Linked DNA regions of Homo sapiens: region 1 is linked to region 2. A link is a contact called in ENCODE Hi-C data. All regions are on one chromosome and are shown on one strand. The core of a region is the stretch at or near the end of the contact, and the rest is flanking DNA. Distances in the headings are between cores, read along the strand shown.

Region 1 (4,886 bases), core at 1,556-4,055, 1.5 Mb before region 2:
ATTGGTGGGGGCAGACAGCCATGCTACCCATCCCCTCAACACCCTGGAAGATGAGCAGGCAGCAGACAGGTGGGGGCTACACTGGGCTCCTCCTCCCAGGCAGGCCCATGTGAGAGGTTTCACAAAGTGACCTAGAGGCACTTAGGAAGCCCAGGGCCTTCTTCCACATCACTGCCCACGGGGAACTGCTCTGAGTTGCTAGGCCTAGATCTGGCTTCAGAAAAAGCATGGCTCCTGCGTGATCTTTGGGCCTCCACCTTCACTCCTTCTTCCAGCCCCCACCTCCTCTGAAGGCCTCTCTCAGCATATGCTGGGTCTTAGAAGGAGAGAATATTAGCCATTTATACCCTCAGGGAAATTTAAATGGCCATGTTAAGTTTTAGCTGTAACTGGAATGAAAGGCCTGGTCCCCAGTTACAGGAATTGTAAGGAGCAGCTTCAGTGGAAAAGAGGGTTGGGAGGATGGGATGTGTCTTTCCTGGTATTACTGTGACCCACTCCCCATGTTCTGCTTGTCAAGCAATCTGGAAGAATTCTTGCTCTTCCCCACCAAGTGTTGGGCAATCTTCTAGAATACTACCTCTTAAGATATTCTGAGTCCAAATCTCCCAAGATTTTCTCCCAAATCTCTTTATGGTGAGGATCTGGGGAAAACAAAATCCCATCCTATTTCAAGTTCTGAATAGAATACAATTCCATTTTATCTTGCCCTCAATTGGATTCTCATCCTAATTTCTTTCCCAGCTATACTAGCCCCCAAACAGTCATTACAGCAATCCCAAAGTTACCTGACAGCATTGGAGTCTCACATTTAAAACTGGAAGGGACTTTACAGCTCAATCCCAACTCCCCAAGTTACAGAGGAAGAAACTCAAGTCCGGCAAAAAGTGACTTGTCCAAGGTCCCACGCCAATGAGTGGCAGAATTCAGATTAGAACTCAGCACTTCGGCTGCCACTCCAGTGCTGTTTCTGTAAGGCCACAACCACTTCACATCCCCACTCAATTTAGAGTTTGAGGCCTGGAGTTTAGGTACTATTTTTGGAGACATTGTTGGAAGTTCCAGGATGAGGTATTTATGAAGATTCAGTTCTCATTTCCCTCTCCAAAGCTCTTGGCTGGGTAACATGGCTCATGTCTGTAATCTCAGCACTTTGGGAGGCTGAGACAGGAGGGTCACTTGAGACCAGGAGTTTGAGACCAGCCTGGGCAACATGGTGAGACCCCAGTCTCTATAAAATAATAATAATAATAATAATAATATAAAGCTCTTGTTTTGTGTTATATTGCCCTAGTCAACTGCAACCTGGTCTGGGGTAGGAGGAGGCAGGGGGCCAGGGGGTGAGGAGGGCTGCTGAGCTGTGTGATGTCTCTGCTGGGCTCCCAGCCTGGCTGATGGGGGTTTATCCACCCCGACCTGGGAGCAGGTGTGGGCCCTCTGTCCCCAGAACTTCTTGAAGAACAGTTTGTTCTGCAGGGTGCAGCCAGGGTAGGGGGAGAGTTGCAGATACCAGTACAGCCCTGGAGCCCGTTGCAGCTGCTTCCTGTTGTCAGAGGGCTCCTCCACCAAGGGGCTGAGTTCCTTGACACCTCCACGCCCCTGCCTAGTTCTCCGTGTGGTATCCTGCCTCAGTAGGCCAGCAACTTCCCACGGATACCAAGGAAGGCTGTGTTCAAGTAGCAAGAGCTCAGAGTGAGGAAGTGCCCTGTGGCCAGGCACATTTCCAGCCTCGTGGCTGACCACCCCTGGTGCAAACAGGGTCCTGTCCTCACGTATGCAGGTTGATTTCTGCCTTGTCTTCCTTTCCCTGTCTGAAAGATCTTTCCCATCCTGTCTGCAGAGTCAAGTTCTCCCCATCATTCTCGGTTCCATCTCTTCCCCGAAGCTTTGTCTGCAGTGACTCCCTCCCCACCCCCGCTTCACTGGCCATACTGGACTGTCCAGCATGAGAGTGTGGGCCCTCATTTCACACTGCCTTGTCTTGTGGTTTGACATTTCACCTAGGTTTGTTTTGTCTCCTCTTCAAGACTTGAAGACAGGATGATTTGGGTCCTTAACCACTGCCTCCTACTTCAAACGAGATCCCTTACAGAGCTGAGCTCAGAGCCGACCCTGTGTGTAAGGGCATAATAAATCCTGGCTGAATGTCCCGTCTCAGTGTCTCTGTCTTGGTTCCTGCCTGAATTTCAGTCAGCTGAGCCACAGTTCACCCCAGACCCTGTAGCATCTTGGGAGGAGACATTTGGGCTCCTCTGCCTGGTAGTCACGTTGCCTCACTGCAGGAAGTGACCCAGGCCTTGCCGTCTCCCAGCTTGTGGGCCTTCTTGCCTCCAGGTTCCCCTCTGACTAATCATGAGAGTGCTATGGGGCTGACTGGAAGCGACCACTCCTGTCCCAGAAGGGACTTCCCCAGCCTGAATGCTTGCAGGTGGACGGCAAGGGAAGGGGGATAGTGCTGGTAATATGCAAGGTGGTGCCCTCGTCCAGTTCCAGGGACACAGCTCATAGAACACTCCCAAAAGGGGCTGTTCAGCCTGTCTCCATTCTTGCAGCTCTCTTCACCCCAAGCCTCAGGCCGGGCCTGGCTCGTTGTCCCTGGGGGGTCTGAAAGGGGCTGGAGTGGGGGTGGAGTGAGCAGCAACCCGGGACTCTCAGCTCAGCGCTTTTCCCCCCATTGTGAAATGGCCTTGGATAAGGGCCAAGCAGGAAGCTGCCTCCTATAGCTCCGTGGCCTGGCGCCTGGGGTGTGAGGACGGCCCCAGGCCCTTCCCTTCCCAAGGGAGGGCTGAAGCTGACACACGGAGTCCACCTGCATGGAGACACTGAGCTGCCCTTGGCTAAGTCATGAGGGGCCTATGCCCTCCCTCCTGCTCTCTGTGCCAGCTAGTTTGTGGCAGGCAGAGGGGTGTGTGGAAAGTGCATGGGCCTGGGGCTCAGGGCTCGGGGCTTCCAGTCTCACCTTTGGCATTACCAAGCTTTGTGATCTTGGTCAAGTCATTTTCCCTCTTTGGACCTCACTCAGTTTCTATTCACTTGTGAATAACTAGCAGGTAAAGGGTTGGACTAAAAAGGTCTTGGAGGCCTCTTCCAGCTCAATATTGTGACTCACTGAAGTCAATGATTCATTGATGTTATTACTGGGACTTGGCTCTGATCAGATGGGAGTTTCTTCATTGTGTCTGTCTAGGATTCCCTGTGTAAATCTGCATCTGTGGGTCTGTCACAGAGGTGGAGTGGGCTTCCCCGAACAATCAAGGATGAATGATGACACAGAGGCCAAGAGATGAACAGCATCTGTCGCTTTGGGGAGTCGAGACACCTGTTGGGTAATTTGTGCAGAACTCTGGCTATATAATTTCCTGTCCTTGACTTTCAGACAGGAAACTTTAAATTGGGGACCCCTAATCATCCTGAATAAGGGAGCCCCTCCCCCACCCACTAAACCCATGAAAGTGTGGGGAGGAGGAGGGCAGGAATAGGTGCTCATGCCCCAGACTTCCAGCCTGGCTGGGAATAACTACGCTTGCAATAACTATGCTTGCCTTTCCTGGCCTCAGTTTCCCCTCTTACAATATGGGGTATGCTGGCCCCCTTCTTGAGGTTCAGCAAGGAAGGAAATCCTAGATGAGAAGGGGAGAACCTCTTAAAGTTCACACACATTTCTTGAGTGCCACCACCTGATTCTGTACAAGGATGGCCTTCCAGGCATGTGGGGCCAGGGGCTGCCCATGGAGTGTAGCCTAGAGGGTACTGGCAATTCCTTTGTATCTCCCCAAAGCCCCTATACCAGAAATCCCACCATTAGAGTCTGTTCTTTGTTTAACATCACCTAAGTTTCCTCCACAAATGGAGGGCGTGTGACATACTAACCATTTGTCCTGAACATGTTCGTGTGATTTAGCTACCAGATGGGTTGCCTCCACACAGCTAGCTGAGCTTAGTGAGAGACTGGGATTTTGATGGGGAGGGAGGGAGGGGTGTTTTGCACGACCGAATATTTCTACTCAGGGTACTGCTTGAGAAGGAGAGGAAAAGAACAATGAAACCTAGCTTTTCTGCCATGCTTTCTCACGTATAAGCTTTTATATTCACATTGTCACACTGAACTCACCACAGCAGTGTGAGGAAGATCTTCCCATTTTACAGCTGAGGAAATGGAGGCTCATAGAGATTAAGATGACTTTCCTTCAGAGATACAGCCAAGAAATGCCAAGTTGGACCTGGAATCCAAAGACAGGATTAAGGAGACAGGATTCTGCATGGGAGTGGGAGGGGGACAGGGGCTTGGGATAGGAACCCACACCCAGAGGGAGGGAAAGATGAGGAGTGGAGAGAGAGTCCCAGTTTGTTCCACTCTGCCTAGAGCTGGTCTCTTTTCTGCCTTCCCTCCCTTCTTGTCACCTCTTTGGACAGCTGAAAGACAGCTGAAAGCTCAGCACTCCTGAGCTGCCCGCAGGCTACACTCATTTGCAAGTGCTTCTTCGCACAGAGGTGGCAGGCTCCTCAGCTAGAACAACGCTCACCTCACAGGACTATTGGGGGCTCAAAAGTGGATACATGTAAGCACCTAGAAATGAACCTGGCACTTAGTAACTTCTCAATAAATATAAGCAAGCTATTATCTGAGAAAAAAATAGTCTCTTCTCTAGTGGAGAAGTCAGTCAGCTTCTTGCACCTAGAACAGTGCCAAACACTGCTTGTTTAGCCTTGTTCAGTGAATGGATGAATGATAATCTTTCTGTAACACGGAAAGTTCTAGCCTCCACAGAAGTAATTTTGAAAAATAATGACCACGATCTTGGATATTCTTAGGGTTGATCTAAGGTAAACGACAGGGCAAGATCTGGGAGTGGCTGAGGCGGTCGCCCATGGCTGCGCTCGTCTGG
Region 2 (5,160 bases), core at 684-3,183:
TGCCTCAAGTTGGCAGCTGTGGAAGCTAAAGAAGCATAAGACCTGATTCTTGACCTCGGACAATTTACAGTTTAGCTGTGGAGGTAAGACAGGGACACAGAATATTATGTGGCAATTGAAAGTGTAAATATTATAGATTTAAGTAGGGTAAAGAGCTCATTCTGTAGTAGAGGGGTCAGTGAAAAGTAATTGTTCACCTGGTAATAAGAGAAGATCTCTGTGAACAAAGTCTAAGACTGCAAACTTAGGACTGTTGGGAGATAGTCAGATAGATTCATATATAGATACAAATCTTTACCATCCTCAGACATCCGCCAACTTGGTTGTTTAGGTTGTAGGGCTTACATGAGGAAGGGTGTATAATAGATAACTCTAAAAATGTTTGAGCCTTAGACCCAGTGAGTGAGAAAGAGTGTCATCATTTAATATTCTCCTGACATTCACCTGCCCCTTCTGCATCTGTGGCTGTGACTGAGGACTTGGTTCTTTATATCACCCAGTGTTCATGAGGATTCTCTGGAGAAATTTCTTGCTGGTCTCAGTATCAAGAAAGGGGGATCTTCTCTTGAGCAATTTTGTTTTTGGTCTTGCATGTGATAGGAATTGAACTTTAGACAAGGCCTCTCTTTAAACTTGACTGCTAGAAATGCAGGAGACAAATTTTGGTCCCACCTGTAGCAAGGGTATTTGACTCTATGAGATGCATTTATTTCAAATGATGTTCATTTTTGGCTCCATCTTGTGTGCCTCATTTTTCATTTCACACACTTCTTTTTGTAGGTTATGTGCTCTTGTAAGCTATCTCGAATTCTGTTTTAAGGACAAGGTAGCATATAAATATAAGGAAATATATAAATGAAACAGAGGAAGGCTTTAAAGTCCAGAACACTATGGCCAGGAAGACAACTATGACTGTGGCTAGAGTTATGGTCTGTGGCCGTGATAATGAGTGTGTTATTAGGGCAGTCCAGCAGTGATTACAGGGAGTCAGACAGACCTCAGTCCAAGTCAGAGGTCTCTCTGCTGTTTATTAGTTGTATGATCTAAGGCATAGCATTCTCTAAACCTTCATTTTCTCATCTTTACAACAGTGATCTCTTTGTATCAGGGAGAGTGGATTAAATGAGGTAATGTATAGAAAGCACTTAGCACAACCGCACTCAATCATTAGCTATTGAGATTATCAGCACTATCACCTGGACAAGCAGCGGATGGGCCGCCCCTCTTGGCCAGGTCTTCTGTGCGCACTGACGTTGTATGAAAGTTGTCCCCACATCTCCTACACCCACCGACGCCAGGCGGCCGCGTCTGGGCCAGATATGGATCACGCCTGTGGAGCGCACCTCCACACAGGCAGCCCTCGTCCAAGGTGCAGGGCGCAGGGCACAGGGCACATGTCTACGGCCCAGTCCTGCAGACGGCTACCTAGAGACCCCAGGGCACAGGTTAAGGCAACTTCACAACTGTCTTTCCGTTCCTTTCCCCTGCCGGACTCCGCGCTCTGATATATACAGGAGAGGCCCTGGAGGGGAGAAGGCGTCCTCACTGCAGTGCTCCGAGCAGCGGCCGCAGGAAGAGGCGTGGAAGCTGCGGGTCGGCTGCGGGAAAGGGGGTCCCATGGGAGCCGCTAGGCGCAGCCCGTTTCCCGAGCTGAGGTGGAGGTCGACGGGCACAGGTGCCCTGCAAGGCGCGGGCGTGGTAGCCGGGAGCCCGCTCCTCTCCAACTCCCCTGAGACTTAACCCTTTGGCCAAGAGAGGTCGAAGGCGGGCAGGGGTGAGAGAACCGCGCGAGGCGCAGGCCGGGGCACCCGCGGAAAGGGGGCAGGTTTCGGGGAAGAGCGGCGGGGCGCCGCACGTTTCCTGCAGCCGCCAGCATCAGCGTGTCAGGTGGTTGCCAGGCGGGTGTGAGCGCGCGCGCGAGGCAGAGGGGGCGCGCTCGCACAAAGTTTGTGCCTGCGGTGCACCTCGGTCGGGCTCGCCGGGCTCGAGGGCTGGCGGGCGCCGGGGCTACGAGGCCCGGGGGGGAGAGAGCCGGCAGGCGGCGGCGGTGGTGGCGGGGGCGATGCGCCGCGCCCGGCCGCGCTAGGTGAGCCGGCACCGGGAGCGCGGGCCGCGGCCATGGGCACCCTGGGCAAGGCGAGAGAGGCTCCGCGGTGAGTAGAGGCGGCCGTGGCCCTCGGGAGCGCCTGTGTCCTTTCTTGGGAAAGAGGCCCCTGCCCGTCGCCCCAACACCCCGAGGGAAGTTGAGGGCGGAGGGGGGCCGGGGTCGGCCGGAGTCCCGGGACACCAGCGCGACGGGCGGACGTGTCCAGAACGCCCGGCGCGCTGCGCCCGGGGTTTCGGGGAGGGAGCTGGGGCTGAGGGGTGGTAGAGGGGCGGCCGCGAGGCCAGAGCTCGTCCGGTGAGATCTGCTAGGGCCGAAGCTCTTCGCGGAGCCGGCGCCCGCCCGCCGACTTCCTCCCCCACATCTCCACGCCCGGCATCGGGACTCCCACTCGCGGACTTTCCGCGCTGCCCGCACCTGCTGGGGCGCTGGGCTCCGGCTGCGCCACCTGGTGGCCCCTCCCGGCCCTGCCCAGAACGGCCGAGGAGCTTGCAGGGAGCCCGCAGAGGTGGCACCCCTCGGTTGCCCCTGCCCCACGGAAGTTTCCAGATCCGTGGGTCAGGGAAACATATCGCCTTCCGTATGGGAAGCTGCACTCCTCTCCCCCTCACTATGATTCTATAGAGGGTCTTGGATAACAGAAGTTGAAGAAAGAGGGACAGTGAGTGAAAGGGCTCTTGGCCAGGCAGCTTTGAGTTTGTAGCCAAAGGACCAGAACTAGGCAACTGCATGAACAAAGGCCTGGCCTCGGCGTAGGGGCTGGACAAGTTGTGCACTTCACAACTCCATTCACATCGACACTGATGGGACTGTGCCTTGCACCACCATACCCAGTAGCGGCAGGAAGCTTGCGATGCTGGACTTCCCGTGCTTATAATCCCAGGAACGAAGGATTCTTGGCCCTGTATGCACGCCCTGCCTCTCCCCATCCAGGTATCCCCTGAGGGTCCACCACTGTACTTTGCACTAGATTCAGAAGGAGGAGTTCAGTACATTAAATTGAGTATTGTAAGGGGAAGAGGACGGGACTGGAAGGAATCCATACTAGAAGTCAAGAGAGTCACCTTCCACTGCAAAGAAAGTTGTGGAAGTTCCAGTTCCCTTGCTCCATTTCATCTCTTACTTTTCTAGGCGGATTTCATAAAAAGCTCAGCCTGAAACTGACCTCCACTGAGATACCTATGCCTGGAGAGGATTTCACCTAAACCAGTTTAGAGTTTTGACGGTCTCCTTCAGCAAACCTATGGGGCTTTGGTTACTTTTAGGCTTGGAAAACACCTTCAAGTTAATTTGTTTCTCTCGGGGTTTTGGTTTTTTCATTTACAGGAAAACATTTGGCTACTGTATTTTTTTAAAAAATATGCCTTTACAGACTCAGAGGCCATTCATTCTATGGATTGTTAAAACACCTTCGACCTGCCTATAATAGAGCATTTTATAAATCCTTGTCTACTCCCATTTCACCAGAAAAGGCAGAACGATTTGAGGATTTTTCACAAGGCAACCAGTTAAGAGACTGTACAGCAAGAAAGCCAGGTTTCCTAGTCTATGGTGCAGATAATCCCCATCTTCTTAGAACTCTGAGGCTGCACTTTGGCTTTTAGTACTTTCTCTTCTCCCTGTTCTCTCATGGCCTAGTCCTCTGAGTCTCTCTGGGCTCCATACTTCCCAGATTGCTTTTGTCACCCTTTCTTCCCTTTTACTACCCTATACTTTACCCTGATCCCTTCTAGTTCTGGTAAAAGCATCAACCTTCAAGAATCCACTTATGAAACAAAGCGGTTTCTCTTACTGGTGACACTAGGAAACTTTACCAGAATTAGAAAACAGGGCAGGATTAGGAGTCTTGAATGGTCAGTGTCACCAACCAAGAAAGAAAATGGAATTTTCCTTGGATCTGTAGCCACCTCCCCTCCACCCCTAGCAGGAAGAGCTCTGTCAGTAGATAGAGCCTCTAGTTGCAGTTGCCTCTTCTCCAAGGTCTAGGGAGAAGTATTGTGGAAGGCCTGAGAGAAGGAGACTTCTACAATGAATGACTTTATTTTTTTAAAACCTTTCCCCTACTCTGCCTTTGGTGGAGGTCTTAATGGTGACAAAGGCAGCAGCTGGGGCAGAAAGCTGAGTAATCCCAGCAGTGGCTATGTAGCCCCAGGTGTAGAGAGTTGTTAGTGCTTCCAGGAAGGGAAGGGCGCCCACCTGGGGCGCACTGCATGGGCCACAAGGGGCTGGCTTCTAGCCTGTCTCTGCAGTGGTGGCCAGGCACGTTGCTCTTCTGATTCTGGACCTCCACACTGTAGAAGGGGGCTTTGGAAAATGACCATAAAGAGTCTGTCCAGCTCTAGGGACCTGAGGACAGTTCTGAGGGCCTGCAAGAGGAATATGGGCTGAGATTCAGCCTTTACATTACCAGTTATGCTTTTGAAGGATTTTGCTTTCATTTTAAATTGAATTGACCTTTTCAGCCTCTCTGTGATTGTCTACTACTAATCCTGATGTTGTGAAATGTGCAGAGTTCCAGGCACAGTCAATATTTATTAAATGAATAAAGCCAGAGAGGTGCTGGGTACAAATCTCAGGTTGATTATATATGAGTTTTATAACCTTGGCTATGTCATTTACCCTTTTTTAGATTCAGTTTCAGTGTCATGAGATGGGGATAACATCCTTCTGGGCTGTAAGCCTCAAGACAGGGTCAGTCCCCAGCACGGTACCTGCCATAGCATAGGTACTCAATTCATGTCACCATTATTATTTTGCTTTTAGAGACTGATCCAATTCTGGGGCTATCACAGGGCCTGTTTGAAAATCAATTATGGCCAGAAACTTGAGTCCTGTACCACCGACTTGATCTTTCAGGAATTACTGCCTAGGGTTAGCAGATGCCCAATAACCAATTGTTGATTCAGTTTCACTGGACCTGCATCAGGTCAGAATAGAGCCGAGCGGCCACTGCAGACCAGCGCCCTGGAGCTAGTTTGAAACAACCTGAAGGGCCAGGGTGCCCCTGCACAGGTCTAGCTGTGTACTGAGTGGCCCCATAGTTCAGTTATACACCA

The links. Hi-C counts contacts between places; a loop is a spot of excess contacts on that map. Pooled maps may share reads with other maps.
Region 1: a pooled map shows a loop between it and region 2 (4-fold over the local background). The contact joins the enhancer-like site here to the promoter of RASGRP1 in region 2. A Hi-C loop is called at or near these places in 6 of 50 pooled maps.

Annotation. Positions count from the first base shown.
Region 1 is chr15:40,045,295-40,050,180 of GRCh38, reverse strand. SRP14-DT (SRP14 divergent transcript) reads right to left here. Exons shown (of 3, transcript NR_040060.1): 2 at 4,112-4,220. Among named protein-coding and RNA genes, the nearest start is that of SRP14-DT, 8.4 kb to the right of the region's middle. RefSeq lists enhancers at 2,208-2,337, 2,678-2,807. Within about 2 kb of position 2,805, at least 35 of the 41 ENCODE cell types and tissues checked have a DNase peak (open chromatin) inside an H3K27ac peak, as active enhancers do.
Region 2 is chr15:38,561,587-38,566,746 of GRCh38, reverse strand. It overlaps RASGRP1 (RAS guanyl releasing protein 1), which reads left to right and starts at 1,933. Exons shown (of 17, transcript NM_005739.4): 1 at 1,933-2,153. The coding sequence starts at 2,119. RefSeq lists enhancers at 1,327-1,516, 1,358-1,869, 4,252-4,351, 4,412-4,541 and silencers at 1,727-1,776, 1,937-2,176, 2,207-2,426, 2,437-2,636.